2 separate regions of the Homo sapiens genome follow, and region 2 is linked to region 1. A link is an interaction called in ENCODE POLR2A ChIA-PET data of the cell type or tissue named here. Cell type or tissue: endothelial cell of umbilical vein. All regions are shown on one strand. Each heading gives the region's core, and the rest is flanking DNA. Links, peaks and the distances in the headings are about the cores only. Region 1 has its middle 9.4 kb from the start of ARRB1. Region 2 has its middle 17 kb from the start of GDPD5.

Evidence for each region. Peaks named below come from ENCODE experiments on the same cell type or tissue, not always from the same donor. Only the 100,000 strongest peaks of a DNase experiment are listed, where the experiment ranks them.
Region 2: POLR2A ChIA-PET joins it to region 1 with 5 read pairs; 4 of 35 experiments call an interaction of 5 or more read pairs at or near these places.

The regions. Positions count from the first base shown.
Region 1 is chr11:75,352,977-75,369,158 of GRCh38, reverse strand. No RefSeq gene overlaps it. Among named protein-coding and RNA genes, the nearest start is that of ARRB1, 9.4 kb to the right of the region's middle. In endothelial cell of umbilical vein, for the core only: no CTCF peak of the experiment used is centred there; a DNase peak (open chromatin) is centred at 12,428; H3K27ac peaks cover 585 bases.
Region 2 is chr11:75,534,704-75,550,885 of GRCh38, reverse strand. No RefSeq gene overlaps it. Among named protein-coding and RNA genes, the nearest start is that of GDPD5, 17 kb to the right of the region's middle. RefSeq lists enhancers at 7,147-7,648, 13,135-13,204, 13,365-13,414, a silencer at 13,404-13,904 and a cis regulatory region at 15,476-16,182. In endothelial cell of umbilical vein, for the core only: no CTCF peak of the experiment used is centred there; no DNase peak of the experiment used is centred there.

The DNA of each region.
Region 1 (16,182 bases), core at 10,532-14,531:
TCATTTGATCTTCATTCCCTTGCAGATAATGTTTGTTTGTTTCTGATTTCCAGAAGGTCTTGGACTTTCTGAAACCTCATGAATCCCTAGGATTCTGCTCAGCATTCAACGGACACTTTTAATGTAAAGACTCGTTTTTTTGTTGTTACTGCTCTGGGAAATTTTCTTCTAGTATTTCTCTGATTATTTTTCTTTCTTTCTTTTTTTTTTTTTTTGAAACAGAGTCTTGCTCTGTCACTGGAGTGCAATGGCATGATCTCGGCTCACTGCAACCCCTGCCTCCTGGGTTAAAGCGATTCTCCTGCCTCAGCCTCCCGAGTAGCTGGGATTACAAGCATGTGCCACCACGCCCAGCTAATTGTTGTATTTTTAGTAGAGACAGGGTTTCACCACGTTGGTCAGGCTGGTCTTGAATTCCTGACCTCGTGATCCACCTGCCTCGGCCTCCCAAAGTGCTGGGATTACAGGGATAAGCCACCATGCCTGGCTCTTTTTTTTTTTTTTTTTTTTTTTTGAGACGGAGTCTCGCTCTCGCCCAGTCTGGAGTGCAGTGGCGGGATCTCGGCTCACTGCAAACTGCCTCCCAGGTTCACACCATTCTCCTGCCTCAGCTTCCCGAGTAGCTGGGACTACAGGCACCTGCCACCACGCCCGGCTAATTTTTTTGTATTTTTAGTAGAGACGGGATTTCACCGTGTTAGCCAGGATGGCCTCCATCTCCTGACCTCGTGATCCGCCCGCCTCAGCCTCCCAAAGTGCTGGGATTACAGGCGTGAGCCACTGCGCCCGGCTCTGGCTCTTTTTTCTCTCTGGAATTCTCATTAAACAGATATCAGACCTCCTGAATTGATGCTTTATGACTTGATTTTTTTCTACCTATTTAAAAATATTGTGTCTGGGCATGGTGGCTCACACTTGTAATTCCAGCACTTTGGGAGGCTGAGGCAGGGGGATTACTTGAGCCCAGGAGTTCAAGACCAGCCTGGACAACATAGTGAGACCCTGTCTCTATAAAAGGTAAAAAATTAGCCAGGTATGGTGGCATGCACCTGTAGTCCCAACTACTTGGGAGGTTGAGGTGGAAGGATCATATGAGCCTAGGTGTCAAGGCTGCCATGATTGTGCCACTGCCTTCCAGCCTGGGCAACAGAGTGAGACCTTGTCTTAAAAAAAAAAAAAAAAAAAAAAAGGTAAAATAAAGAATTATTTTTTGTCTCTATATTTTTGGAGAACTATATGAATTTTTTTTTTTTTTGAGTCAGAGCCTCGTTCTGCTGCCCCAGGCTGGAGTGCAGTGGTGTGATCTTGGCTCACTACAACCTGCCCCCTCCACGCCCCCCTCAGGTTCAACCAATTCTCTCCTGCCTCAGCCTTCTGAGTAGCTGGGATTACAGGCATGCGCCACCACACCCAGCTAGTTTTTGTATTTTTAGTGGAGAGATGGGGTTCTCCATGTTGGCCCAGGTCTCAAACTCCTGACCTCAGGTGATCCGTCTGTCTCAGCCTTCCAAAGTGCTGGGATTACAGGCATGAGCTACTGTACCCAGCCACTTTTTCACATAAATTTTTTATTTTGGAGTAATTTTAGATTTGTAGGATGCTGGGTGCAGTGGCTCATGCTTGTAATCCCAGCACTTTGGGAGGCCAAAGTGGGTGGATCACTTGAGGTTAGGAGTTCAAGACTAGCCAGGTCAATATGGTGAAACCCCATCTCTACTAAAAATACAAAAATTAGCTGGGAGTGGTGTCAGGCGCCTGTTGTCCCAGCTACTCGGGAGGCAGAGGCTGCAGTGAGCCGAGATTGCGCCACTGCCCTCCAGCCTGGGTGACAGAGCAAGACTCCATCTCAAAAAAAAAAAAAGGGTTTTAGAAAAGTTGCAAAGATAATATACAAAGTTCCCATATACCCTTCACCCACTTTCTTCTAATGTGAGCATCTTACATTGATGGGAGCCGAAAGCCTGAGCGTTGTGACCAACTCAGCATTCCACTGGAGGCTATATGATCAAACAGCAAACTGTTTATCATGAATACAGAATGTGGGCAAACTCGCACCTGCACCTGCTACCAGAAGGTATGCTGAGGGCAGTCACTCCCTGGTGCCGTGCTCCTTGAGGTTATCTATGGGGACATCTGGAGCCTAGTCTTCAAAGAATGTAGTCATGCAGGCCATGTACTAAGTCAAGCAGCTGACCGACAACCACCCCCTTCTCCTTATCTCCTTTACTTAGTAAATACAAAGGGCTCTAGAAGCTCAGGGCCCTTGTTCACTAGAAGCAAGGAGCCCCCTAACCCCTTCTTCCAAATATACTCTTTTGCCTTTGATTTTTTTTTTTTTTTTTTTTTTTTTTGAGAGGGAGTCTCGCTCTGTTGCCCAGGCTGGAGTGCGGTGGAGCGATCTTGGCTCACTGCAAGCTCCGCCTCATGGGTTTACGCCATTCTCCTGCCTCAGCCTGTCAAGTAGCTGGGACTACAGGTGCCCACCACCACGCCTGGCTAATTTTTTGTAGTTTTAGTAGAGATAGGGTTTCACCGTGTTAGCCAGGATGGTCTCGATCTCCTGACCTCGTGATCTGCCTGCCTCGACCTCCCAAAGTGCTGGGATTACAGGCGTGAACCACCACGCCTGGCCTTGTCTTTGTTTTTATTCCCATGTTTGCCCTCCTTTGTTCAGTCCACCAGGGTCCGTGGCATTACATAACTGTGGTCCATCAAAACTAAGAAGTTAACATTCATATATTACTATTAATGAAACTCCAGATTTTCACTAGTTTTCCTACTAATGTCCTTTTCTGTTCCAGGACCCACTCCAGTATTTCCCACCGTATTTAGTCCTCATGTCTCCTTGGTCTCCTCTGTGACAATTTCTCAGTCTTTCCTTGTTTTTAAAATCATTTTCACAGTTTTAAGAGGGCTGGTCAGGTATTCCGCAGAATGTTCCTCAATTTGGAATTTTTCTTATGATTAGGCTGGAGTTAGGTATTTTGGGGGAGAATATCACAACAGTGGAGTGTCTGGCTCATCACATGATATCAGCTGGTGACGTAACCCTGATCACTTCAAGTGTTTGCCAGATTTCTCCACTTTAAAGTTACTATTTTTTTCCCTATCCATACTCTGTTCTTTGGAAGTGAGTCACTAAGTCCAGCACACATTCAAGGCAAGAGGGCTAATTCAACTCCATCTGGAGGGGAGAGTATATCTATATATTATTTGGTATTCCCCTGTAAGGAAGATCTGTCCTTTCCTGCCATGTATTTATTTATTCAACCATTTATTTAGACCACTATGGACTCATGTTTATTTATTTTATACTTTGGGTTATAATCCAATATGACCTTATTTATTTTGTTGCTCATACTGTTCCGGTTTTGGCTATTGAGAGCTCTTTCAGGTTCCTTTTTTTTTTTTTTTTTTTTCAGTGCTTCCTTATTTTCTGGCACTAGCTTCTAGAATTTTTTTTTTTTTTTTTTTTTTTTTGAGACGGAGTCTCACTCTGTTGCCCAGGCTGGAGTGCAGTGGTGCGATCTTGGCTCACTGCAAGCTCTGCCTCCTGGGTTCGTGCCATTCTCCTGCCTCAGCCTCCCAAGTAGCTGGGACTACAGGCGCCCACCACCATGCCCTGCTAATTTTTTGTATTTTTTAGTAAAGACGGGGTTTCACCATGTAGCCAGGATGGTCTTGATCTCCTGACCTCGTGATCCACCTGCCTCGGCCTCCCAAAGTGCTGGGATTACAGGCGTGACCCACCGTGCCCTGCCACTTCTAGACTTTTTAATTATATTTTTTATCTGGGCAATCATGTTTTTTATTTCCCAGGACTCTTTCATGTTGTCTAATTGATCCCTTTATTAGCAGTTCTTTCTTGTTTTATGAATCTAATATAGTCTCAAATTAGAATTTGTTTCTAATTGTAATATTGAAAATACTATTTATTGGATTTAAATGAGCAGAATTACTCTCTAGATAAAGCATGGAAGACTTCATTATAGTTACAGAATAAATTTAAATATTATAACTCTTAGCAATGTAACAGTATAACTATCAGTGTCAGAAGGCTGGAGGAGAAGAGGAGAGATCAAACACTGCACAGATGCTAACTTTTTCATTTTACATAGTATAAATCAAGAGATGCTATCTTGGCCAGGCACGCTGGCTCAAGCCTTAATCCCAGCACTTTGGGAGGTCAAGGCAGGAGGATCAGTTGAGCCCAGGAGTTCGAGACCAGCCTGGGCAATATGTTGAGCCCCCATCTCTATTATAAAAAACAAAAAAAAGAAAAAAAATGACAGATACTATCTAAAGTGCATAGGAATGGAAATAAAGGTTTTAAGCAATTATCAATCAATGGAAGACTAAACTAACACTACAACACAACGTAGAAAGGATTGGGAGATGAGCATTAAAGTAAATGAGCAAATGTCCTTTTTCATGAGAAGAGTCAATAAATGTTAATTCAAGTGGATAAATCAAGAAATTGAGGTATATGCATATCAATCAGATTTGTGGTACAAACTACCATAGCTAAAAGCAGAAAAGGTAAAAATAAAGTTTTTTTAAGAGAGGGGTTAAGGGCTGGGCGCAGTGGCTCACGCCTGTAATCCCAACACTTTGGGAGGCCAAGGCAGGCTAATCACAAGGTCAGGAGATTGAGACCATCCTGGCTAACAAAGTGAAACCCTGTCTCTACTAAAAATACAAAAAATTATCTGGGCATGGGCATGGTGTTGGGTGCCTATAGTCTCAGCTACTTGGGAGGCTGAGGTAGGAGAATGGCGTGAACCTGGGAGGTGGAGCTTGCAGTGAGCTGAGATCACGCCACTGCACTCCAGCCTGGGCAACAGAGCTAGACTCCATCTCAAAAAAAAAAAGAGAGGGGTATAGGGCAGCGTGGGATGAGGTGGGGTGGGGCTTTGACTTTTCCCTTACTAACATTCTATATTGAAACTTTTTTAAAAAGTAATGCTTTTATAAAAATAATTAAAATGTACATAAATGTTGACTGCAGAAACATGCTGGTGCTTGATAGAACGTGCAGAGTGGGCAGGGATATGATGGGGCTGGATGGGGCAAGAAAGCCGTTTCCCTGCTTGGGAGAGGTGCAAAGTGTGCAGGAAGGAGGGGTTGGAGCTGTAGAAAACAGCCCACCTTGGATTCAGGGGGTCCCAGAGGGCAGGGCCCTTTCTCCTGCTCCTAAGCACGCTCATCATCCAACAATTATCTAGCGCTTCCTAAGCTTCAGACCCTGTTTTGGGGGTGAGAATATGGAGCCATCTTTGCTCTGGATATTTAAACCATCATTACAAAAAGACTGCTGACCCTAGGGTTGGCAGTCCCCACCATGGGAGAGGTATAGTCCATCCCTTTCTGATGAAGGAAGCTGGAGGATTCCCAGGAGGTGGGTGTAATCCCTGGTTTCCTCAGGACTGTCCTAGTTTAAAAACTCATAGCCCTATGTCCCAGGAAACCCCCGCATCTGGGAAACCTGTGCAGTTGGTCACCCTTCCAAGGGGGCAATTCCAGCCCAGCCTCTCATTCTTCCTCCATCTTGGTTCTGCTGGAGGAGAACCTCTAGAGCCCCTAGCATGATCTGCTTTCTGAATTTTGGAGGGTCCACAGTAGTCGGGGGGTTGGGGACAGTGCAGATCAGGGAGCCAGTAGTGCTGATTTTCTGGATGGTTAAAAGAAAGGAAAGAGAGGACTCCAGCAAAGGGAACTAGGAGAAGTGGGAATAGAGTAAGGTAGGGTGATCTCTCATCCTCCAGAATTAGCATGTCTAAAAGCATACAGTTTGGGCTGGGCACAGTGGCTCATGCGTGTAATCCCAGCACTTTGGAGGCCAAAGTGGGTGGATCACCTGAGGTCAGGAGTTGAGACCAGCCTGATCAACATGGTGAAACCCCTGTCTCTACGAAAAATACAAAAATTAGCTGGGTGTGGTGGCAGGCACCTGCAATCCCAGCTACTTGGGAGACTGAGGCAGGAGAATTGCTTGAACCTGGGAGGCAGAGGTTGCAATGAGCCAAGATCACACCATTGCACATCAGCCTAGGGACACAGTGAGACTCAGTCTCAAAAATAAATAAATAAATACGTAAATAATTTTTTTAAAAAAGCATATAGCTTGGCCCTGGGAGAGGACCAGATTGTTATGTCCACCCCATTTCTTAAAATACATTTATTCAATAAATATTTATTGAGCACTTACTATACTAGGCTCTGATTATTCAGTTACAATACACACACGAAGTAATCAGCTCTGTTCTAGGCTCTGGGGGTGCAGTTAGAAACCAGGCAAATACAGACACAGATACAAAGCTTACAATCCAAAAGGGGATGCTGACAGTTGACCATATTCTTATGGGGCTATTTCCATCCCATTAACCTATTTGTCTATCCTTAGACTAGTACTATTCAGTCTTTTGTGTGTGTGTGTGTGTGTGTGTGTGTGTGTGTGTGTGTGTGTGTGTGTGCGTCTTGCTCTGTCACCCAGGCTGGAGTGCAGTAGTGCAGTCTCGGCTCACTGCAACTTCCAACTCCTGGGTTCAAACGATTCTCATACTTCAGCCTCCCAAGTAGCTGGGATTATAGGCATGTGCTACCACGCCCAGCTAATTTTTGTATTTTTAGTAGAGATAGGATTACATCATGTTGGCCAGGCTGGTCTCGAACTCCTGGTCTCAAGTGATCTGCTTGTCTCAGCCTCCCAAAGAGCTGAGATTATAGGTGTGAGCCACTGTGCCCAGCCCCATTCAGTCTTCATAATGGTAGCTTGAGAATAAATTTTAAAATCAGGTAGTATGTGTCCTCCAACTTTGTCTCCCCCTCACCACCAAGATTGCTTTTGCTATTTCCATATAAATGTCTACAACAAAGCTTATCGTATTGGATTTATAGAACAATTTTGGGAAAATAACAGCTTAATATTGTGTCTTACAAACCATGAATTTGTTATGTTTCTTAATTTGTTTAGCTCTTTGATTACTTTCAACAACGTTTTATGATTTTCAGTGTAAAGATAGAGGTCTTACATGTCTTTAGTTAAATTTATTTTTTATTTTTTTTATTTTTTATTTTTCTGATACAGCATCTCACTCTCTTGCCCAGGCTAGAGTGCAGTGTTGGATCTCGGCTCACTGCAACCTCTGCCTCCCGGGTTCAAGGGATTCTCCTGACTCAGCCACCCGAGTAGCTGGGACTACAGATGTGCGCCACCACACCTGGCTAATTTTTGTATTTTTTTTAGTAGAGACAGGGTTTCACTATGTTGGCCAGGCTGGTCTTGAACTCCTGACCTCAGGTGATCCATCTGCCTTGGCCTTGGCCTCCCAAAGTGCTGGGATTACAGGTGTGAGCCACTGTGCCCAGCCAAATTTATTCTTAAGTACTTTGTGTTTTTTGATGCTATTATAAATAGAAATTTAAATCTCAATTTCTTTTTTATTTTTAGAAACACAATAGATTTTCATATATTGTTTATTAATTCTAGCAGTTTTATACATTCCTTAATATTTTATATGTAAATATTCATGTAATCTGCACATATAGACAGCTCTACTTTTTTCTTCTCAATATTTGTGCCTTTTATTTCATATATATATTTAATTTAATTAATTAAATTTTTAAAAAATATGGAGTCTCACTCATTGCCCAGGCTGGGGTGCAGTGGCGCGATCTTGGCTTACTGCAACTTCCACCTCCTGGGTTCAAGTGATTATCCTGCTTCAGCTTCCCGAGTAGCTGGGATTACAGGCATGTGCTACCACGCCTGGCTAATTTTTGTATTTTTAGGAGAGACAGGGTTTCACCATGTTGGCCAGGCTGGTCTCAAACTCCTGACCTCAACTCGGCCTCCCAAAGTGCTGGGATTACAGGTGTGAGCCACTGCGCCCTGCCTAAAGTACATGTTTTGAAGGCAGTATAAATTGAGCCTTGCTTTGTTATTCTTTTAATTAGAATGTTTAGTCCATATATACTTACTGCAGTTTTTTTTTTTTTTTGAGACAGAGTTTCACTCTTGTTGCCCAGGCTGGAGTGTAATGGCGCGATCTTGGCTCTCCGTGACCTCCACCTCCCAGGTTCAAGCAGTTCTCCAGCCTCAGCCTCCCAAGTAGCTGGGATGACAGGCATGTGCCACCACACCCGGCTAATTTTGTATTTTTAGTAGAGACAGGGTTTCTCCATGTTGGTCAGGTGGGTCACGAACTCCCGACCTCAGGTGATCCACCTGCCTTGGCCTCCCAAAGTGCTGGGACAACAGGCGTGAGCCACCGCACCCCGCCCCTTAATGCAGTTTTTATATGGTAAGATTTAGATCTACCATTTTGCTGTGTTTCTTTTTTGTCCCATCTGTTTTTTGTTCTCTTTTTCCTTTCTGTCCTCTTTCAGGTTAATCAAGTATTTTTAGTACTTCATTTAAATATACCTACTTCCTGTATTTTTAAGTGGTTCCTCTAGGGATTACAATATACCTCCATAACCTATCACAGTTTATTCAGAATAAAAGATATAGGCTGGGTGCGGTGGCTCACGCCTGTAATCCCAGCACTTTGGGAGGCCGAGGCCTGTGGATCACCTGAGGTCAAGAGTTCAAGACCAGCCTGGTCAACATGGTGAAACCCCATCTCTACTAAAAATACAAAAAGTAGCTAGGTGTGGTGATACACTCCTGTAGTCCCAGCTACTGGGGAGGCTGAGGTGGGAGAATCGCTTGAACCTGGGAGGCGGAGTTTGCAGTGAGCTGAGATCACGCCACTGCACTCCAGCCTGGGCGACAGAGCAAGACTCTGTCTCAAAAAAAAAAGAAGACCAGCCTGGACAACATGGTGAAACCCTGTCTCTACAAAAATACAAAAATTAGCTGGGCATGATGGCAGGTGCCTGTAATCCCAGCTACTTGGGAGGCTGTGGCAGGAGAATTGCTGGAATCCAGGAGGTGGAGATTGAAGTGAGCTGAGATGGCGCCCTTGCACACTCCAGCCTGGGTGACAGAGGGAGATTCTGTCTAAAAAAAAAAAAAAAAAAAAAAATATGAACCTTACAACAATATAATTCAATTTATCTGTCTTTTATGCTATTGTTGCCACACATTTCACTTCTACATGCATTAAAAACTCCACAATAAAATATTATTTTGATGTTCACCAGTCAATTAAAAGCAGAGAAAAAAATTTGTTCATGTATTTGTCCATATACTCACTGTTTCTAGTATTCTTTCATACCCTTCTAAAGATCTAACTTCTGGGGGGCAGGCATGGTGACTCATGCCTGTAATCCCAGCGCTTTGGGAGGCTGAGGCAGGAGGATCACTTGAGCCCAGGAGTTTGAGACCAGCCTGGGCAACATAATGAGACCCCTGTCTCCACACACATACAAAATTAGCCGGGCATTGTGCTACATTTTGGACTCAAGCGATTCTCCTTCATTGGCTTCCCAAATTGCTGAGATGACTGCGAGTGAGCCACCGTGCCCAGCAACATTTCTTATTCTGCAGGTCTGCTGGCAATTAATGCCCTATGCTTTCATTTATCTGAAAAGATCTTTATTTCACTGGACTGACAGGTTTTTGTTTACTTTTCAGCATTTTAAAGATGATATTCCATTGTTTTCTGGCTCCATGGTTTCTGATGAGAAGTCAGGATTCATTTGTATTGTTTCTCTGTACGTAATCTGTTTGCTATTATGTCTTTTTCTATGGCTACTGTCAAGACTTTCTCTTTCTTGCTGGGCATGGTGGCTCACGCCTGTAATCCCAGCACTTTGGGAGGCCGAGGTGGGCAGATCACCTGAGGTCAGGAGTTCGAGACCAGCCTGACCAACATGGAGAAACCCCGTCCCTACTAAAAATACAAAATTAGCCGGGCGTGGTGGCGCATGCCTGTAATCCCAGCTACTCGGGAAGCTGAGGCAGGAGAATTGCTTGAACCTGGGAAGTGGAGGTTGTGGTGACCTGAGATCACGCCTTTGCACTCCAGCCTGGGCAACAACAGCAAAACTCTGTTTCAAAAAAAAAAAAAGACTTTTTCTTTCTTTTTTGTTTTTAACAGTTTGATTATGATGTGTTTAGGTATTGTTTTCTTCGTATTTATCATACTTGGATTTTGCTAAACTTTTTGGATTTCTAATGAGGTTTTTCATCAAATTTATGAAATTCAAATACTTTTTCTGTCAAATACTTATTTGGGGGCTTACCCCCTTTGTGCCCCTCTTCTTTCCAGGATTTCTCCTTCAATTTCTAGCCATTTTAGCAGCCCCTAATTCCACCCTTTAATATCTCAAGCAGCTTCCTGCGTCCTAGAGATTTCTTCCTGAGTCCTAGCTTCCATGCACTGCCCAGATTGGGTAGCGCCTTCAGGAGGAAAGTATAGAAAACGAGATTTCCCCAGTGTGGTTCCCATCTAACAAGGGTGAATCTCCTCCAATTTCAGACTGTTTTTGTTTGCTCTGCAGTGCTTTCAAATCCTTGTTTTTGTTTTTTAATTCAAATACAGCGTTTTACTCTGTCACTCAGGCTGGAGTGCAGTGGCGCAATCTCAGCTCACTGCAGCCTCAAACTCCTGGGCTCAAGCCATCCTCTTGCCTCAGCCTCCCAAGTAGCTGGGACTACAGGTGCACGCTACCACGCCCGGTGAATTAAAAAAAAATTTTTGTTTTTTGAGACAGACTCTCACTCAGCCACCCAGGCTGGAGTGCAGTGGTGTGATCTCGGCTCACTGCAACCACTGTCTTCTGGGTTCAAGCGATTCTCCCATCTCAGCCTCCCAAGTAGCTGGGATTACAAGCACCCACCATCATGCCTGGCTAATTTTTGTATTTTAGTAGAGACGGGGTTTCACCTTGTTGGCCAGGCTGGTCTTGAACTCCTGACCTCAGCTGATCTACCTGCCTTGCCTTCCAAAGTGCTAGGATTACAGGCTTGAGCAACTGTACCTGGCAAAAAAAAAAAAAAGAAAATTTTTTTTTTTTCCAGAGACAGGGTCTCGCATGTTGCCCAGGCTGGTCTTGAACTCTTGGGCTCAAGCGATCCTCCCACCTTGGCCTCCTGAAGTGCTGGGATTACAAGCTTGAGCCACCATGCCCAGCCAAATCCTTGTTTTTATATTTTGTCCAACATTTATATTGTTATCTGGAGGAGGGTGGAGGATAATACTCCACCATTAACAGAGTCAGAATCATTTTCTCCCTGTTTTAGAAAGCTAGCAACACTAAGGCATCCTGGCAAAGGCCTGTCAGCAAGGACATCTATCCCTTCATGTTGCCTCCCATTCTGAGCTATTCCTATAACTCACCCAGTTGCATTTCATAGTGAAGTGGATACTTGAATTGTTTTTGGCTGCTCAGCCTCTAAACTCTATTCTCATGTTTGGGGAATTCTCTATCCCATGAGTCTTACAGTAAGTCAAAGCCCACCTCCCAGAATGGAAATCTCAAATGCCATCTACACAGTTTCTCAGCATCCTTGAAGCAAGGGTGGGACCACATAACCTAGACTCAGCCAATCAAATGCATGGGGGACTTTGACTCAAAGATGTAGGGCCAACAAAGAGTCCATCATGGTGACAGAGGCAGCAGTGGCCATATCTAGTTTCTGGGGGCAGCAATGGGGTTGGGTTTGGTGCTGGAGAAAGTGGAGATGTGAACTGTGGTGTCCATTGTTCAGCAGTGGCAGCTACCTGAATATATGGCCAATAATTTTTTTGTATGTTTAAGTCTGCCAGAATTGGTTTTTGTTGATTACAAATGAGAATTTTGATGCTGGGCACGTTGGCTCACGCCTGTAATCCCAGGACTTTGGGAGGCCGAGGCGGGCAGACTACGAGGTCAGGAGATCAAGACCATCCTGGCTAACACGGTGAAACCCCGTCTCTACTAAAAATAAGAATACCAAAAATTAGCTGGGCGTGGTGGTGGGTGCCTATAGTCCCAGCTATTCCGGAGGCTGAGGCAGGAGAATGGCGTGAACCCGGGAGGCAGAGGTTGCAGTGAGCCGAGATCGCACCACTGCACTCCAGCCTGGGCAACAGAGCGAGGCTCCATCTCAAAAAAAAAAAAAAAAAAAGATAACATTGAAATGTCCACCTAGTGATAAATACCAACAATCCCATCTTAGGAAAATGGGGACTGGAGATCTTGTTAGACAAACCTAAAACAGGCCCTGAGCCATACTGGGGAGATGCCTTGTCTGAGCCTGCTTCCTCAGGATACGGCCCCATCTTCCTTTCCAATCCTTCCCCACTACTCTGCTTTCGCCACAGATCCATCTGAATTCCCCCAAGCATTGTGCCTTTTCCTTCCTTCCTGGCTTTGCAGCTGTTGTGTGTCCTCTCTCTGGAATGCAGTTATCATTCCTCCCTCTGAATTGCTGACACCATGTCCTAATTGGTCTTCCTGTCTGCATCCCTTTTGGTGCATGTCCAATCCATTCTTCACACATCCACCAGAGCATCTTCTCCAAATGCATGTCTGATCATGTCACCTCTCTGCACAGCCTCTTCATTGATACTTGGATGAAGAACAAATTCCTTACATGACCCTCCAGGCCCAGCATGGTCTCGTTCCTGGTACCCCTCCAACTTTATTGGGAGACACTTAGGAGGTAGTCCGGGACTAGGTAGCTAAGGAGTGAGGTGGACAAGAAAGGAGTCAAGGATCACACTCAGATTTCTGGTTGGGCAGAGGTAGGGAAGCTCCTTATTAGTTTCTCAATTTCTAACATCTTGAAGGAGCACATCAGTAAGGCTTCAGTCAGGCTCAAGTCCTTTTTTTTTTGAGATGGAGTCTCACTCCGTCGCCTCAGCTGGAGAGCAGTGGCATGATCTCGGCTCACTGCAACTTCCATCTCCCAGGTTCAAGCGATTCTCCTGCCTCAGCCTCCTGAGTACCTGGGACTACAGGCGCGTGCCACCACACTTGGCTAATTTTTGTATTTTTAGTAGAGACAGGGTGTTGGCCAGGCTGGTCTTGAACTCCTGATCTCAGGTGATCCACCCACCTCAGCTTCCCAAATTGCTGGGATTACAGGCGTGAGCCACCACACCCAGCTCAAGTCCTTTGTTGAACAAGGAGCTGAAAACTCATCCACCCACTCACTTACACTTCAGTCTGACTTTAGTCTGACACTCAGCTACCTGCCCAGCTACGCAGAAGCTTTGGGTTTGAGTCCTTGCTCTACCTTTCATTTGCTATGCCCTTGGCTTAAGCAGTTTCCCTTGTAAAGTTTTGTGTTCTCATCTAAAAAGCAGACATAATACTTCCTTTCTCTCTCTCTATCTCTCCTTTTCTTTCTTTTCTTTTTCTTGCTTTCTTTCTTTTTTTTTTTTCTTGCTTTCTTTCTTCTTCTTCTTTTTTTTTTTTATTAAAGAGACAGGGGTCTCTGCACAGGCTGGAGTGCAGTGGTATAATCATAGCTCATGGCAGCCTCAAACTCTTGGTCTAAAGGTATCCTCCTTCCTTGGTCTCCCGAGTAGTTAAGACTACAGGCACACACCACCAAACCCAGCTAGTTTTTTGTTTTTTTATTTTTTGTAGAGATCTCACTATGTTGCCCAGGCTGGTCTCAAACTCCTGGGCTCTAGCAATCCTCCTGCCTCAGCCTCCCAAAGTGCTGGGATTACAGGCATGAGCCACCACACCCAGAACCACCCTTTCTCATTTTTTAATAAGAAATGATTGTGAGTGGTAAATTTCAGGCATGTGACTCGCCCTAGTTGGAACACAGTTGGAGATGACCATCTCCTATGAGCCTCAGCTGCAGAAGCCATTTGCCTTTGAGCAAAAATCACTCTGTTGCTCAGGTGGAGGATGTGACACAAATGGGTTGACGGGAAGAATGGAGGCCACCAGTCCTCTCGACCGTGACTTCCCTTGGAGAATTACATGGAGAGTTGGCACAGACAGACCCTGACCCAAACCTCTGAGTCATCCTGGATCCTCCATTATTCACAGCCAGTCCCTCAGTAGGTGCTGGCAGCTCCCCTTTCAAATATATCCTGAACCCGGCCAGGCGTGGTGGCTCACGCCCGTAATCCCAGCACTCTGGGAGGCCGAGGCGGGTGGATCACTTGAGGTGAAATCCCGTGTCTCTACTAAAAATACAAAATTAGCTGGGCAGGATGGCATGCGCCTGTAGTCACAGCTACCTTAGGAAGCTGAGGCACTAGAATCGCCTGAACCTGGAAGGCAGAGTTTGCAGTGAGCTGAGATCGTGCCACCGCACTCCAGCCTGGGCAACAGAGTAAGACTCTGTCTCAAAAAAAAAAAAAAATCTGCTTCCCAAATATATCCTGAACCCCATTACTTCCTTCATTTCTGTGGCCACCTGTCTTGCCCAAAACCCCACCCTGACGACTGCAATAATGGGGTGCCTTGCCTCTGCTGTTGTCCAGTACCAAGTCATCTCTATCCAACAGTTAGAGTGACCTTTAAAAATGTAAAGCAGATACTGGTGCTCAGCTGCTTAAACCTCCCACTGGCTCCCCAAACTCCTCATCCTCAACTACAAGTTCTGTGTGACCCCAACCCTGCTGCCTCACCTGTACCACCCCTTGCCTGTTCACCAACACCAGGAGCACTGTCCTTGCTCCTGCGCCTCTACAGTTGCTGCTCCTTCTGCCTGGGCAGCATCTTCCCTGACTGTCCCCTCACATCGCTGATTCTTTTCCGCAGGTTTCAGCCCAAAGCCCACCTCCTCGGAGGGCCTAGGGCCTTTTTCTAAGTCTACTTGTCCCTATCACCCTGTTTCATTATTGCTTTATTTTCTTCATAAAACTTATTACTGGCTGAGATTATATTGTGGATATACAAAGAGTTCTCCTCAACATTATCACTTTTACATTTTATTAATTTTTTTTTTTTTTGAGATGGAGTCTGGCTCTGTCACCCAGGCTGGAGTGCAGTGGCGTGATCTCGGCTCACTGCAATCTCCACTTCCCAGGTTCAAGTGATTCTCCTGCCTCAGTCTCCCAAGTTGCCAGGACTACAGGCGCCCGCCACCATGCCTGGCTAATTTTTTTTTTTTTTTTTTTTTTGTATTTTTAGGAGAGACAGGGTTTCACCATGTTAGCCAGGCTGGTCTTGAACGCCTGACCTCAAGTGATCTACCCGCCTTGGCCTCCCAAAGTGTTAGGATTACAGGCATGAGCCACTATGCCCGGCCATTTTATTAATACATAAATATGTTTTTCAAAAATTAGCTGGGCGTGGTGGTGGGCGCCTGTAGTCCCAGCTACTCGGGAGGCTGAGGCAGGAGAACGGCCCGAACCCAGGAGGCAGAGCTTGCAGTGAGCCGAGATTGCGCCACTGCACTCCAGCCTGGGTGACAGAGCAAGACTCCGTCTCAAAAAAAAAAAAAAAAAAAAAAATATATATATATATATATATATATATATGTTTTTCATAGAGCCTGGCAGGTAAAGCAAAATTGTCCTCTTGACTCTTCTTCTGCCATCGTTGCTCCCTCACTGGAATTTAAAGTAAATTAAATCGACCGGGAGCAGTGGCTCACGCCTGTAATCCCAGCACTTTGGGAGGCCAAGGTGGGTGGATCACCTAAGGTCAGGAGTTCGAGACCAGCCTGGCCAACATGGTGAATCCCTATCTCTACAAAAATACAAAAATTAGCTGGGCATGATGGCAGTGGCTGTAATTCCAGCTACTGGGGAGGCTGAGGTGGCAGAATTTCTTGAACCCAGGAGGCAGAGGTTGCAGTGAGCCAAGATCATTCCATTGTACTCCAGCCTGGGTGGCAGAGCAAGACTTCGTCTCAAAAATAAATAAAATAAATAAATATATTTAGATGTTTTGGGCATCAGCATGGAGAGATCCATTGGAGATCTTATGGTTTGGTCAAACCTGTTTTACAGGTGGGGAAACTGATGTGGAGAGTGGCAGGACCTGGCTTCACCATCCTGGTTAGGGATCTCCTGTCATCAAAGAAGATTCTAGTCTGCTCCTTTCCAGATCTCTGAGCCCTGCAGAAACAACAGGTGGCTTCCTCTTCTTCCTCTGTAGAGGGTGAAACCCAGAGGCCAAGACTGGGAGGAGGGTTCTGGGCTTTCATCCATACTCTCTAGCTCCTAACATTGCCCAGAGGTGGGCCACCCTGCCTACCCATCAGCCTCCCCCTGCCCCTCTGCCAAATCTGGACATAATTATAGTAATTATACTGCATATAAACAGTATAGG
Region 2 (16,182 bases), core at 5,692-9,691, 190 kb before region 1:
CATCCAGAACCTAGATGCCCACCTGCAAAGTGAGAGCCATGGTTCCTTTCAAGCCTGTCTTCCTCTTCCAGGTAGTTCCGAGGAACAACAACAACAAAAAGACCCTGGGTTGGAAGTGGCCTGTAAACTGGACAGCATGTGCCCAAATTCTGCAGTTCCCACAGATCTCTGCAGCCCTCCAGGCCTCACTCCATTCTCATGGTTCTGAGGCCTCCCTCCACCAGCCAAGGCACCCCCCTTCCCTGCCCTCAGTGCACATAAGAGAGAGTCAGAGGAAGTCCTTTACTTCTTCATTCTTCCTTTCATGCAACAAAGTTTTTTTTTGAGATAGAGTCTCGCTCTGTCGCCCAGGCTGGAGTGCAGTGGCATGATCTCGGCTCACTGCAACCTCTGCCTCCCAGATTCAAGCAATTCTCAGCCTTCCGAGTAGCTGGGATTACAAGCGCTGACCACCACACCCAGCTAATTTTTGTATTTTTAGTAGAGATGGGGTTTCACCATCTTGGCCAGGCTGGTCTTGAACTCCTGACCTCGTGATCCATCCGCCTCAGCCTCCCAAAGTGCTGGGATTACAGGCGTGAGCCACCGTGCCCAGCAAAGATTTGTTGTTGTTGAGACACAGTCTCACTCTGGAGTGCAGCGGTTGGGATCTTGGCTCACTGCAACCTCTGGCTCCCGGGTTCAAGCGATTCTCCTGCCTCAGCCTCCCAAGTAGCTGGGATTCCAGGTATGCACCACCACGCCCGGCTAATTTTTGTATTTTTAGTAGAGACAGGGTTTCACCATGTTGGCCTGGATGGTCTCGAACTCCTGACCTCAGGTGATCTGCCTGCCTCAGCCTCCCAAAGTGCTGGAATTATAGGCGTGAGCTACCGTTCCCAGTCTCACGTAGCAAAGATTTATTGAGAACCCACAATTTACTAGGCACTGTTCTAGGTACTGGGATAAAAAAGTGGGCAAAACCAGATCTTTGCCCTCCAGGAGCCTGGTGTGCTGGCGAGTGGAGACACGCAATAAACTAAGAAAGAAATGTGATCATTTCCAGTAATAATGAGGGCTAGCAAGAAATGAAAACAGGTGTTGTGGGTAAGACTACTTTACACCAGGCAGCCTGAAATCTGAATAAGAAGCTGTAATCATTTCCGGTGGCTGCTGTATCTAGTACCACACACTTAGTGGCTTCAAATGATATAAATTTATTCTTTTATGGTTTTGAGGTCAGAAGACTTAAATGGGCTAGCAACTCCTTCTAAAGACTCTGGGGATGAATCTGCTTCCTTGCTCTTTCCAGCTTCTAGAAGCCACCCGCATTCCTTGACTTGTGGCCCCTGCCTCTACCTTCAAAGCCAGCAGTGTGGCAGCGCCAATCTCCCTCTCTCTCTGCTTTCTCCTTCCCTCATCACATCTGTTTCTCTGACTCTGACCCCTCTGCCTCCCTCTTGAGATGGACCTCCCTGATGACACTGGGCCACCAGTAAAGTCTCCCTATCTCAAGATCTGTAATTTAATCTCATGTGCAAAGTCCCTTGTCCCATGCAAGGTAATGCACTCACAGGTTCCAGGAATTCGGACATGGATGTCTTTGGGGAGCCATTCTTCCTCCGACCAAAGGAGGAGGGAGACCTTTATGGTGGGAGGAGGGGATCCCAAGCAGAGGGAGCTGCATGGGCAAAGGCCCCACAGTTAGAATGAACTAGGCATGCTCTAGGAATAGCAAGAAGGTCAGCCTTCTAGAAGTAATGCTCCAGTTAGCTTGATTTGCATCTATGTCATTCGTGAGGCCAATCCCATCTCTATGGACAAATGTTCTACAGTGTGCGTCCAGGAGCCCTGCGAGTCTACGGCATCCCCTTGGCATTTCAGGTCATCTCCTGCATCCTTCTGCTTCTAGCTGCCGGACTCTTCACATGCTTAGAGCAAGAGCACTGGACATTTGAGGAAGGTGCCTGGCTGGGCACTCACCTGGGCTGGGGCCAGGCTGACTCTGGTGGAGGGGTGGGCCCAGTCCCTAGTACCTGAGTATAATCCTGCTCTTTCTTCCCCACTGAAGGCCAGGATTGTGTGGCTAAGGATGGATGGGGGCAGCAAAGCTAGACCTCAGGCAGTGGCAGGAGCTGTCAATGGCCATATTGTTAGCTCTGGGCTGCGGCACGGAGGCACCAGGGTAGGGCTGAATGAGGCATCTGTTCGCTAGGTCAGGATGCCCAGGTCAGGGTCTCTCTTGAGAGATGCCTCCTACCCCCACCCTAACCCCAACTCTGCCCAGACCCTGCCATGTGGCTCCCTTGATATCTCTGGTACCCATCCCTCAGGGACCACAACTGTAACTAGCTGGCTCACTGTGAGGTTGGCTGTTGGATGGTGGTCTTCTCAGTTAAAATGTGAGCTCTCCACATAAGCCAGGAACTGTCTTCATCAATGCCAAGTCCCAGCAGCCGGCAGCCAGCACCCAACCCAGGGCCTGGCTCAGAGAAGTTGCTCCATACACACGTGCAATGAATGGAGGAATGAAGGAACAGATGAGAGAGACTGGGCCACCCTTGCATCCCCTGGTCACCTCCTCCCTTGACCACTGCACCCTCCTGCTCACTAGGCCTCCCTGCCTCTGGTATCTCTTCCCAGACACTCTTCATTCTAACACACCATCTAGTTAAAACCCTCCTGGGGCTCCCTGAGACCCTCAGGATCTGCCAAGCCCCAGCCTCACCAGGCTACCCGCCCACCGATTCTGTCCTCTACCTCTGCACTCCTCCTCAAGCAGTCCCTGGCACTGTCCAGTGTGCGCCCTTGTACTTGTGTATTCTTATGCCCAGAAAGCCCCTCCTCCCCTTCTCCCGGTATGGATGGCTCCTACCCTCTGTTCAGGCTCCTACAGGAAGCGGGCCCTGACCACCCCCAGCCTCCCCTGGGCTCCCACAGCCTGTGCTTCCCCCATCTCAGCACCAATTGTAATTCTCACTTCGTACATCTGTCTCCCTTTCCACACCCTGAGCCCCTCAGGGCAGAGACTAATGCTGACCCACGTCTTTCTTTGTCTGCTCCAGGGCCCTGGACGTGGTCAGGCACAGAACAAATGTTCAGCAAAGGTGTAAGCCCAGCCCCAGGCCAGTGGGCAGGTCCTATAGCCTGACCAGTGGGCGCTTCTGCCCTCTGGTGTCCGTTTTGGGTCACTATGATTTTCTATCTCTTTGAGGGGCTTCCTAGGGTGATGTACCCCAGCAGTGGTTCTCAGAGTGTGGTCCCAGGACCAATTGTATCAGCATCACCTTGGTACCTGTCAGAAATGAAAATTCTTGGGCTGTACTCTAGGCATGAATCAGAAACTCTGGCTGGGGGGAAGCAATCTGGATTTTACCAAGCCCTCCAGATGTTTCTGATGCAGGCTGAAGTTTGAAAACCATTATCCTGGAAGAACCCTAAGCCTGAACCACTCCCAGGAGCTCCAGTTAAGGGAGGAAACAGGACCCACCTGGTGGAGTTGCCAGGTACAATACAGGATTCCCAGTTAAATTTGAATTTCAGATCAACAGAAACATGTTATTGCAAGTATTGCACAAGACAGACAAACTAAAAAATAAAAATAAAAAATTCATTGTTTATGTGAAATTCAACTTTAACTGGATGTCCTATGTTCTCTTTCTGTATCAGCAGCCCTGTGCAAAGAACCCTGTTCTTATTTCAGTACTCTGCTGTCGCCATCTTGAAATTCTTAGTAATCTTTTTTACTAGGAGCCCTGCATTTTCATTTGGCAATGGGTCCTGCAAAATGTAGCCAGTCCTAGGAAGGATCTTTACAAAGCCTCCCTGGGGGCATTCAGGATCCGGAGCTCAAAGGCAGGCGGAGTGGGACCTCTGGCACCTTAGAGATGTGCCTCTAAGGATTCTCAGCTCCTCCCTCTGCCACGTGCTGGGGGTTCCCTTCCCAGGTGGGTCAAACCTTCATCCTTCTCCGATTGTGGCTCCTGTCTCCTCACTATCTTGCTGCCTCTGTTCTCACCCCTTCTATGCCACCTTCCACACAGGACGGTGAAGTTCCGAAAATGTCTGCCCATATGCCACCCTCCTGCCCCCAAACTTTTCTCTGGATGTCTCCTTCCCACTTTTATTTATTTTTTTAATTTTTTTTTTGAGACAGTCTCCCTCTGTCACCCAGGCAGGAGTACAGTGGTGCAATCACAGCTCACTGCAACCTCCAACTCCTGGATTCAACCAATTATCCTGCCTTAGCCTCCCAAGTAGCTGGGATTACAGGTGTGTTCCACAACACCCGGCTAATTTTTGTATTTTTAATAGAGACAGGGTTTCACCAGTTGCCCAGGGTGGTCTCGAACTCCTGACCTCAAGTGATCCACCCGCCTCGGCCTCCCAAAGTGCTAGGATTACAGGCGTGAGCCACCACGCCTGGCCACCACTGCTTTTATGATAACCAGTGGCTACCATTACAGAGCACTGAAGTAGATGCTTTTCCTCATTATGTCTTGTATTCTGCAAAGTAATTCTCCTCTTGGCCAAGCCTGGGATGGGATTGCTGTGGGCAGAACCAGCCTGCAGCCTCGGATGAAGAGCTGAGTATCCGCCCCAGCTCATGCCTGACAGAGGAAAAGCCGCTGCCTGGGAAGGCTACAGAGGAGCAAGTGGAGGAGAAGCACCAGAATGATCTGTTGAGCACTTACTATGTGCCGAGCACTGTTCAGAGTGGTGGGAGCTGGATGGTGAAGGACACATATACCAACCCCACCGTCCTTGGGATGGTTCCATGGATCCTGCCAGCTTTAATCTCGGGTTTATGCCCTAACCTTAGTGTTCTAATCAAACAGTGGAGGGCAGTGGCTCTTCTTATTTTTAATTTTTCAGAAGCAAGGAGGAAGTCATTCTTTTCTTTCTCGAAGATTTGATTCCAAATTACACTGGGAGAAGTAGGTTGGGGCACAGAGGAAACAGGATTGGTATGACCCACTATTGCTGAGGCTGAATGATGGGTACGTGATGGGGTCATTAGACTCATCTCTCTAATTTTGGGTATGTTTGAAATTGTCCATCATTAATTTTTTTAAAGTATAGTTCAAAGTAATAAAACCAAAAAGTAATATTAAAACTGCAAAATCTCATCCAATGTAGAATAAGACTCTTCTCTGGGGGTGGGCTTGCCTCAGAAACTAGAGACTCAGAGAGGGCAGCGACTGCCTCTGGTCTCCCTCAGTGCAGTGGCGCGATCTCAGCTCACTGCAGCCTCCGACTCCTGGGTTCAAGTGATTCTCCTGCCTCAGCCTCCTGAGAAGCTGGGATTACAGGTGCCCACCACCACACCCAGCTAATTTTTTGTATTTTTAGTAGAGACAGGTTTTCACCATGTTGACCAGGCTGGTCTCGAACTCCTGACCTCAGGTGATCCACCCGCCTTGGCCTCCCAAAATGCTGGGATTACAGGTGTGAGCCACCTCACCCAGCATCTCCATGACCATCTGTCTATAGAGTGGGAGAGAGAGCAGATCAGGCCCTCCTTGCCTGATACAGTTGTAACCTGGCCTGGGGACCCTCTGAGACATGGTAGATGTCCAAATTCTACTCTAACTCACAGGATTCTCCAGGAGGTTTTTCAGTGAACCTCCTCCCCTGGGGACCTCTCATCTAGATCCCCCCCACCCCTGCCACCCCCACCCAAAGGAACAATGCCCCCTCTGGTTTGCAACCTCTCCCCTCAGACATCAGTTCCAGCAGTACCCTCTGTTGGGAGGTCCTCACCCCACCCGCCTCCAGCTCCCTCCACAGGCCCTCATCCGGTCCACTGGAAAAATCAGATATCCTTTGCCTAGCCTGGCAGCATGAGCCATTCCCAGGGTGGCCCTGGCTCTCCCCATTCCACCACCACACACTGCCTTTAGACTCTGTGATATGTGAGGACAATTCAGGTTCCCATGTCCCCCAACGTCTTGAAGCCCTCCGCACTTGGTTTAAAGAAGGGAGGGAAGCTCAGAGCAAAATAACAATTTTCTCCAAAAAAAGGCTTTAACATGGGTGGGTGTTGGGTGGGCTTGGTGGGGCAGGCCTGGGAGGGCACCCTCTGCTTGTGCTGCAAGATGGTCTAACTCCCCATGGAGGATGTGAGGTGCTTGGGCCCCTCAGCTTCTAGAGCCTCTGCTGAGACTCCAGCCAACAGGAAGAGCCTCATCTTCACCTCAAGTGCACAACTAGAGAATCCTAGACTTAGGGAGTTGCAACATGCTTCATTCCACTAGCCCCCAGCTTCACCTGGCAAAAGGTGATCCTCTGTGAGCCCCCACGCAAGCTCTGCCTCCTCCAGGACAACCTCCCTGACTGCTCTGTGGCAATCCCCTCCTCCCGGTGTTCCCACCCTACCTTGTTCACTCCCCCATTAAAACAATTATTATTATTATTTTATTTTTTTATAGAGATGGGGTCTTGCTACCTTGACCAGTCTGGTCTTGAACCCCCTGGCCTCAGGAGAGCTTCCGACCTCGGCCTCCCAAAGTGCTGGGATTACAGGTGTGAGCCATCATCTATTATTTGTTTAAATTGTCTTTGTGGCACATCTCCTCATCAGATTCTGAGTTCCTTAAGGAGTTCCTGAATGGCTCTGGTGTATCGCAGGGTCCCTGGTATCCAGCATGAGAGCTGCCTGGCACAGAGGAGTGGTGATACAGTGACAACAATGACAATCTTTATCAAGTGTTAACTGTATTCCAGGTCCAGAGCCAAACTTCACGGTGTATGATCTCATTAATCCTTGCTATAGCCTTGTGAGGCAGGTATTATTATCCCCATTTTATAGATGAGAAGACTAAGTCTCAAAAGGTGAAATCACCGGGCCAAGGTCACATGGGTGAAGGGTAGAAGAGCTAGGATGTGACACAAGCCTTTCTGAGTGCAGTGGCCTCATGCTGCAGTGTGTTGGGGCTCCACCATGCCTGCCCGGTTCCTAGATGAAGGCAGGGATGAGTAGCGCTAGCAGATCAGCCTGATCGCCTCAGGCCCCAGTGATATGAAAGTGGGCGGGGAAGTGCTGGGTAGAGGTGGGAGTGGCCCCTGGCTAGGGCTCCACCCCAGGGCCTGTGCCTATAGACCTAGGTGAGGATAGGCACTCCTGACTTCACACCCAAATGTTGCATTTCCCAAGACCACCCTGGCCTGCTACGCCCCCCATACTGTGCCTATAAAAACCCCGAAACCCTAGCAGGCAGAGACACAAGTGGCTGGATGTTGAGGAGAACACATCAGCAGAAGAAGACACGAGCAGCTGGGTGTCAAGAGGACGTTGGAGCATGCCGGCAGAAGGAGCACACCCACAGAGCCAGCAGGCCGGCAGGCCATCAACCGGGGGAACCTGGTGGAGTTTGGCTGGGGCAGTCGGAAAAGAGCCCAGGCCACTGAGCGGTCAACTCCAGGGGAAAACCTTCCCACTCCGTCCCTTCTGGCTCCCCCATCTGCTGAGAGCTACCTCCACTCCATAAAACCTTGCACTCATTCTCTGAGCTCAGGTGTGATCCGATTCTTCAGAACACCAAGGCAAGAACCCGGGATACAGAAAGTCCTCTGTCCTCGCAACAAGGTAGAGGGTCTAATTGAGCTGGTTAACACAAGCTGCCTATAGACGGCAAAACTAAAAGCACACAGTAGCACATGCCTGCTGGGGCTTCAGGAGCTGTAATCATCCACCCCTAGACGCTGCTGTGGGCCCGGAGCCCCACAACCTGCTCTAGAGGTTAAAGAAGCGAGGCACTGAAGAAGCAAGTCATACCCGCATCGCACGCCCTGCAAGGGGCTCAAGGGAAGCTTTCCCATTTCACCAGCAGGCAGGGACTCTGTTATCATGAGGTCACAGGATATACAGAGAGTCAGGGGACAATGGAGAGTCAAAATGAACGTGGGGGCTGCTGTCTTTCGAGGCCATTGTAAAGACAAATCAAGGTCTTACTTGATTTGGGCTGTTACTTCTTGCTGGCATTGATGAGCCTAATTTTTTTTTTAAGAGACGAGGTCTCACTCTGCAACCGAGGCTGGAGTGCAGTGGCACGATCATAGCTCGCTGCAGCCTCAAACTCCCAGGGTCAAGTGATCTTCCTGTCTTCCTGCCTCAGCCTCCTCAGTAGCCGGGGCTACTGGTGCCTGCCACCATGCCTGGGTAGCTTTTTTTTTTTTTGTAAAGACAATTCTTGTTATGTTGCTCAGGCTGGTCCCAAACTGCTGGCCTTAAGCCATCCCCCTGCTTTGGTTTCCCAAGTTGCTGGGATTACAGGCGTGAGCCACTGCGCCCAGCCTGAGCCTCATTTTCATAGTACCTTAACCCCTGTCCCAGCCTCTAACCACAGCCTGGAGGATCCCAAGGATTGGGAGGTGGTGCACAAATGCCTGGAAAACAGCAGGTTGTGAGGGATCAGGTTCTGGGTGCCCAAAGGGGCAGCAACAGGACCTGGCTGGACCACAGCTCTAGGGTGACTGTCTTGATTTGCCCAGGAATGAGGGATGTGCGACTTTCACTGCTAAAACAGGGACAGAATGGGGTCACCCTGCAACATCTCTGACCCTGCAACAGTTCCACCTGCTCAGTAGATGCTTCTGGACCCAGATGAAGCCTGGGAAGACCACAGGGTGTTCATCAACCTGGGTCTGTACACACAGGGAGGTCAGCCTGGGTGTGACCCCAAGGGCTCACAGAGCAGGGCCCAGGAATCAATCAGAGAGAGCAGGGCCCAGGAATCAGAGAGAGAGAGCAGGGCCCAGGAATCAATCAGAGAGAGCAGGGCCCAGGAATCAGAGAGAGAGAGCAGGGCCCAGGAATCAGAGAGAGCAGGGCCCAGGAATCAGAGAGAGCAGGGCCCAGGAATCAGAGAGAGCAGGGCCCAGGAATCAGAGAGAGCAGGGCCCAGGAATCAGAGAGAGCAGGGCCCAGGAATCAGAGAGAGCAGGGCCCAGGAATCAGAGCAACCAGGGCTTCAGCCCACTTCGGCATCATACTGGCTGGGTGGCCTTGGACCACTTGCTTAAAATCACTGAGGCTTCAGCAGAATACAGACTAAAGAAAGTCAATTTTTATTTAAAATAGAAAATAAAATCATTGAGCCTCCTTTTCTCTCTCTAAAAATGAGGTAACATCCACTTGGCAGGACTGTTGTGAGGATGAAAATGACATAACTCATGAAAAGTGACGTGTCACCCTAGGATTAGGAGCAGCTGTGAATAACATAACCCTACAATAACAGTGCCTTGAACAAGAGGGTTTGTTTCTCACTCAGGTAAGGATCTGGGAATAGGTGATCCAGGAGTGGTGTGGGGACCCTGCTTTGCTAAATCCTCTGGCATTTTAGGCTCCTGCCAACTCATGACTCCTCTATGCCAAGGGTGTGGCCCTTGCCTCCAATGACCAAGATGGCAGCTGGAGCCCAGGCAGCAGATGGAAGAATAAAAAAAGTGCATGTCTGTCTATCTAAGGGCATTTCCCAGAAGACATACACAGCAATGCTGCTTACATTCCATTTAGTCCTGGGGCCACAGAGAGCTGTGAAATGTGCTCTTTGTTCCCAAAGACCATAAGTCCAGGTAAAAACCAGGAGTGCTATTACTATGGAAGAAGGGGGCATGGATACTGGGGAACTAGCCCAAGTGTGAGCCACATGTGCCTAGCATAGTGGGAGGCTGAGGTGAGCGGATCACTTGATGCCAGGAGTTCGAGACCAGCCTGGGCAATATGGCAAAACCCGTCTCTACTAAAAATACAAAAATTAGCCGGGCGTGGTGGCACATCCCTGTAATCCCAGCTACTTGAGAGGCTGAGGTATGAGACTTGCTTGAACCTGAGAGATGGAGGTTGCAGTGAGCTGAGATCATGCCATTGCACTCCAGTCTGGGCGACAGAGTGAGATTCTATCTCAAAAAAAAAAAAAAAAAAGAGATCAGAAAATGTGGGCTGGGCACGGTGGCTCACGCCTGTAATCCCAGCACTTTGGGATCACCTGAGGTCAGGAGTTCGAGACTACCCTGGCCAAAATGGTGAAACCCCGTCTCTACTAAAAATACAAAAATTAGCCAGGCATGGTGGTGTGCGCCTGTAATCCCAGCTACTTGGGAGGCTGAGGCAGGAGAATCACTTAAACCCAGGGGGTGGAGCTTGCAGTGAGCCGAAATGGCACCACTGCACTCCAGCCTGGGCAACAGAGTGAGACTGTCTCAAAAAAAAAAAAAAAAAGAAAAGAAAAGAGAAAATGTGACTCTTTCTCCCTTTCACATTTGCTGACCTTTCCCCAGCCTGTGAAAGGTGAGGGTCTAGCTCTGAAGCTAGCACAGGGCATCCTGTGTACCTTGGTGGGGTGTGGGGAGGGAAGAATGGGGCTGGGACTGACTGGGAAGTAAGAGGCAGGGATATCCCTGGATGGGCCTGGCCAGCCCATCACAATGCCCCAGGACTTACCATGTGCCACCCCAAATCTGAAGGCCAGTAGTTCTGGGCCCTCAGCTCAGGCAGCTCAGCAAAGGAGGCTCTGGGGCATAAAGAGTCCTTAGGAGTCAGGAGCTGGAGGCAAGAGAGGATCCAGGGACGGGAGGACGTTTGGCTGGCATCAGGCAGGGCCCAAAGCCCACCACAGGCAGCGGACTCCAGAGTAGGAAGGCACTAGCAGGGCACCTGGAGAGAGTCCAGGCCTTCACTGAAGATGGCCTTGGGGAAAAAGAAAATATCAGAATCAAACTTATCCTGTTTTATTCTAGAAGCAAGTGAACAGATGTTGGAAGTAATCTAGGAAAAGCAGCCTCTGCCAAAAAGCAGAAACCAAAGCAGGAGGACAATGAAAAACAGACAGGGCAGCCCCACCCTGCCCATGTCAGGGAGGTGGGTTCCCAGTTCTCTAATGATGGGATGGTGACAGGACCTGCCCCTGTGGGCATAGTACGGTCCCTTGACATAGGGGGCATTGTAAGACCAGTCCAAAGAGGTCCTATTAAATGCTACCCTCCACACACACACTTTGTTCCAATATGGAACAGGGAGGAGGTGGCTTTGCATAAATATGTAAACCAGTCCTGGAAATCTGAGACTTCCTAGGCATGCTCCTTCCTCTGAGCCCCTGGTCAGCTGCAGATCCACACTGCCTTGCCTGGCCCAGTGCTACCCAAGAGGGAAGAAACCCGCATGGTCTGTGAAGGGACCTGGGCTGGAGGCTCTCCAGGCTGCCTGCTGCTTAATCACGTGCACCGACCCCAGGTGCCTGCACTTTTCCACACAGTCATCCCAGACACCCCTAATCATCTGCTCTCCTGCTGCCCCCTGCCCTCCAATCTCCCAGGCCTCTTCCCCACTCTCACTGTGGCTGACTGCCTTGCTTCCTGATTCACTGAGAGAGTGGACTCGATCAGCAATGAACTCCAGAGGCTCCACCACCACACCGACCAATCTCCTTGCATCTGCCTTCTCTCGATGGATAAAACCACGCACTCCTCAGAAGGTCGACCCCTGCTTATGTGGCTGGATTCCACCCCCTCAGCTACTCAAGGCCATGGCTGCGGCAGTCCCTCCATCTCCCCCGTATCTTCCACTGTTCTCTCATCTAGACCTTTCCCGTCAGCATACACACATTCTATCTCATAAAAACATTCTCAGTTTTTCTCTTCATCCCCTTTCCTTCCTTCCCTTTCCATCAGAACTCCTAAAAAAGGTGGTCTAGGCCAGGCATGGTAGCTCATGCTTGTAATCCCAGCACTTTGGGAGGGTGAGGTGGGAGGATCACTTGAGCCCAGGAGTTCGAGACCAGCCTGGGCAACATGGTGAGACCCCCATCTCTAAAAATAATTTTTAAAAAATTAGCTGGGCGTGGTGGCATGTGCCTGTGATCCCAACTACCTGGGGGCCTGAGGTGGGAAAATCACCTGAGCCTAGGAGATTGAGGCTGCAGTGAGCCATGATTGCGATTGCGCTGCTGCACTCCAATCTGGGGGACAGCAAGACCCTGTCTCAAAAAAAAAAAAGAGTGGTCCTTATCTTTGTCTCCAGTTCCTTCCTCCTGTTCTCTCTCAAGCTCACTTGAACCAGCATCCCACGTTTATCACTCCACTGAAACTCTTCAAGGTCACCAAGACCTCCACATTGCTAAATCCAGTAGCCAGTCCTCAATCCTGCTCTCCCTTACCAGTAGCAGCAGCAGGGAACCTGCCAACGGCCCCTCCTTGGTTTCACTTTCGTCACCTGCCTTCCAGAATACCACACAACTGTGCTCTTCCTCCCACCTCCCTAGAGGATCCTCCTGCCCTGATATGGGAGCTCCAGAGCTCAGTCCTTGGTCCTCTTTCTTCTCCCTCAAGCACCGTTTCCTTGACAGTGTCATCCAAGTTCAAGGCTTCAGATCCCTTCTCTATGCCTGTAACTCCCACATTTCCGGACCTCTCCCAGACCCCAGACTTGTGTATCCAACTGTGTGCCTGACATCTTTACTTGGATGCCTAAGACATCTGAAAATGAACGTGTCCAATCCTGAATTCTGATCTGCTCCCCAAAACCTACCCCTCTCGTCTTCCTCATGTCAGACAAGGGTGATGTCATCCTTCTAGGTGATCAAGCCAAAACATGGGGGTCATCCTTGACTCATCTCTTTGTCTCACAACCTACATTTAATTCATCAGAAAATCCTGTGGCTCTACCTCCAAAAGACACCACAGAATCTGACTACCTGTTACACGGCTCCTGCGGTCACTGTATCTGAGCCGCCATCACCTCTCCTCAGACTGCGGCATTCCCCCCCTGTCTTTACCGTATCCCCCAGGTCTAACTTAGAAGTCAAACAATGACACCTCTTTACTTAGAACTCTACAATGCCTTCCCATTTCAACTGGAGTAAAAGTCAAATTCCTACTGCAGGCTCTAGGCCCTCTGTGATTTAATCTCTGTGACCTCGTAGGCTCGTCTTTTACCTCTCCCAACCCCATCAATCACTGCCTCCATTCCAGCCACATTGGCCTCCTAGTGTGAACACACCAGGGGCCTTCACACCTGTCATCTGCTTCAGGCTTTTACTCAAACGTCAGCTTCCTTGACTCCTCTAAGTGGCAAGTGTCCTCGCTGACACCTCCTGGTCTCCTCTGTCTCTGAGGCTCTTTCTTTTGCCCATAGCATGTATCCCATCTAATACACCACTCCTTGTATTTGTTTTGCTTATTGTCTACCTCCCTCTACTAGAAAGTAAATTTCATGAAGGCAAAATTTTTCACCGCTGTGTCCCCAGGACTGTATGAAGTAATCACTCAGTATACATTTATTTAAAGCAGGAAGAAAGGAAGGAAGCAACGAATAGCGGAACCGATTGCTCTTCTGTCCTGGAGGGTTGAGCTGCCAGAGAGGGCAGTAGAAACCAGAGGCGTGTACCTTCACATGTAGCACGATGTTCCGGGTCCCATGCTGGGTGCTGGGGACATGGCCTCATGGAAGCAGACACACAAGCTGACATTCACAGAACTGACTGGTAAATGAGTGGATAGAGGCCTCGGGGAGCCCAGAGAAGAGCTTGGGTCCAGGCAGGGCTTCTGTGAGGAAGTGACACCTGAGCCGCGTCCTGAAGTCATACCTTGCCACTCTCCTCCCACTGCCCTCTAGCCCCACTGTGACTCTGAGTCAGCAATGATTCAGAAGAGCGCAGACTTGGGTGTCAGAACCTGGGTTTGCATATTGGTTTACATGCTGGGTGGCTTTGGGCAAGTCACTTCCTCTGGCCAACCTCAGTTTTCTCATCTGTAAAATGTGACAGCGGCTGGCCTAGAGCATCTCTTAAATTCCTTCCAACTTTAACATCCATCAAGCCATGGAGGTTTGCCACTCAGATCTTCCTTTAAGAGAGTGTAGAGCAGGAGTGTCGTTAGCAACAGATCCCAGCAGCAACACCCTGGGATCTACTGCTGTGTTCCTGACAAGGCCACTTTCTCCTTGGGCAGCCCTAGCCAATGACTCAGCTCAGTGGGAGAAGGAGGTCTGGCCGTTTCTGCCCAGCAGATGTCTCCTCTGTTTTTTGTTTGTTTGTTTGTTTTTGTTTTGTTTGTTTGTTTTTGAGCCAGAGTATCACTCTGTGGCCCAGGCTGGAGCACAATGGCACAATTTCAGCTCACTGCAACCTCCGCCTCCCAGGCTCAAGCGATCCTTCTGCCTCAGCCTCCCAAGTAGCTGGGACTACAGGTGTGAGCCACCACGCCCAGCCTCTAACAGCTAATTTGTGCTCTGGCCTCCCCACTGGGCTGGCTGAGGCTTTCTCGGAGCTGCAGTGCAGTCTGAGGCTCTTTCTACTTAATCCCTCCTTCCCTTCCACCTTTCCCAGATGGTAGGCCCACCTCATGGTCAGAGGGAGGCTTCCTGGAGGAGGAGACACGGGAGCTGTGCCTTCCAGGTTGACTTGGGTGTAGAGGGCCCAGCATGTGCTGCTGAGAGCCAAGAGAGGGGAGCCACTGAGGAGTTTTAATCAAGAGAATGCTGTGCTCAGATCTGAAATAGTGGGAAGTGGATAGGAGAGGGCAAGAGAGGAGGCAGGGAGAGCACCGAAGAGGCTGACATGATGGGCACTGGCCTTGGAGGTGATTATGGGAGCCACAGGGTCAAGGAGTGGATGGAAAAATGTTTAGATGTTCAGGAGATAGAAACTCCAGAGTTGGGAGCCTGGACACTCCAGTAGCTAGCTTGCTTTCTCTTTTTTTCTTTTGTTCTCTTCCTCCCCTCCTTCCTTCCTTCCTCCCTCCCTCCCTCCCTCCCTTTCTGTCACTCCATCACACAGGCTGGAGTGCAGTGGTGCAATCTCAGCTCACCTCAACTTCCACCTCCTGGGTTCAAGTGATTCTCATCCCTCAGCCTCCCGAGTGGCTGGAATTACAGGCGCGCGCCACCAGGCCCAGCTAATTTTTGTATTTTTAGTAGAGACGGGGTTTCACCATGTTGGTCAGACTGGTCTTGAACTCTTGACCTCAAGTGATCCGCCCGCCTCGGCCTCCCAAAGTGCTGGGCTTATAGGCGTGAGCCACCATGCCTGGCCTCCAGTAGCTTTAGAATTCCCTTCCCTGCATCTCTGTGACTGACGGGCTATAGGGGGTGATGTCTAGGATGTTGGGATCTGTCACAGAGATGGAGAATACTGAAGGAGCGGCTTTAGGGGGAATCGATGCAGTTTTGGACAGCATAGGAAAACAGCCTGTTGTATAATAAGGGTGACGCTGTGTCCGGAATTGGAGGGTTCTTGGTCTCACTGACTTCAAGAATGAAGCCTCGGACCCTCGCGTTGAGTGTTACAGAAGAGAACCTGGTGTTGGGGGGCAGGGGTGCTGGGGGAAAGAAGAGAACCCGGGAGGAAGCAGTAGATGGCACTTTGAATTTATAAAATTTCATTTGGTAAAGTTAACAAAAATAAAGGGGTCTGTTTTTATTACTGATGTGGCACCCTTCTCTCCCCCACTAAACTGAACACTCCTCAAGGGGAGGGGGCAGGGTCTGATTGCATTTTGCATCTCTAGTGCCAGCCTCAGGTCTGGCATGGACTGGGCCCTCAGCACAGGTTCCTGGAACTGAGTTATTCTAGGAAGCCAGGGTTCCTATCACCACCCCCATGGTACTGGCTGGTTGGGGTATTTCTAATTTTCGGCCCTGAACAGTGCCCATGGGTGCCTCTTAAGCACATGATGAGAGGGGCAGGTGTCTTCTCTCAACTCTCCTCTTCCTTCCCCCTCCCCTGCTGCTCCTGGAGATAAGGAGGCCCCTCTGTTCTGAGAGGGTGTCAGGGCTATGTTTTGAAGGAAACTCTATCAACTTAACTGGTAGCTGTTCCCAACAGTGGAGGGGCTCAAAAAAAAAGAGCGCCAGTAGGGAGGGGACCCACCTGCATGGGTCCTTCAGTGGCCTCACCTTCAGGGGATAAAACCACAGTGTGAAAGTGTAAAAATGTTTAGTACTTACACACCCTGGAGGGCACAACAGAGGTGTCTCTGTCTCTCTCTCACACACGGACACACACACACACACACACACACACACACGTCAGGGAGTGCAGGCAGGAAGAGACAAGACCCATGGGCCACTGCCTATATTGGGTCGAGGGTGTCCAGCTTTCCCTCAGGGAGCTTTAATTGGTAGGTTTAAAGCAAGCAGGCACTAGTTCCAGTTGGTCACACTGTGACTGAGAGGTGGTCACTTCCAGTTGACAAGCTCATGTCTGA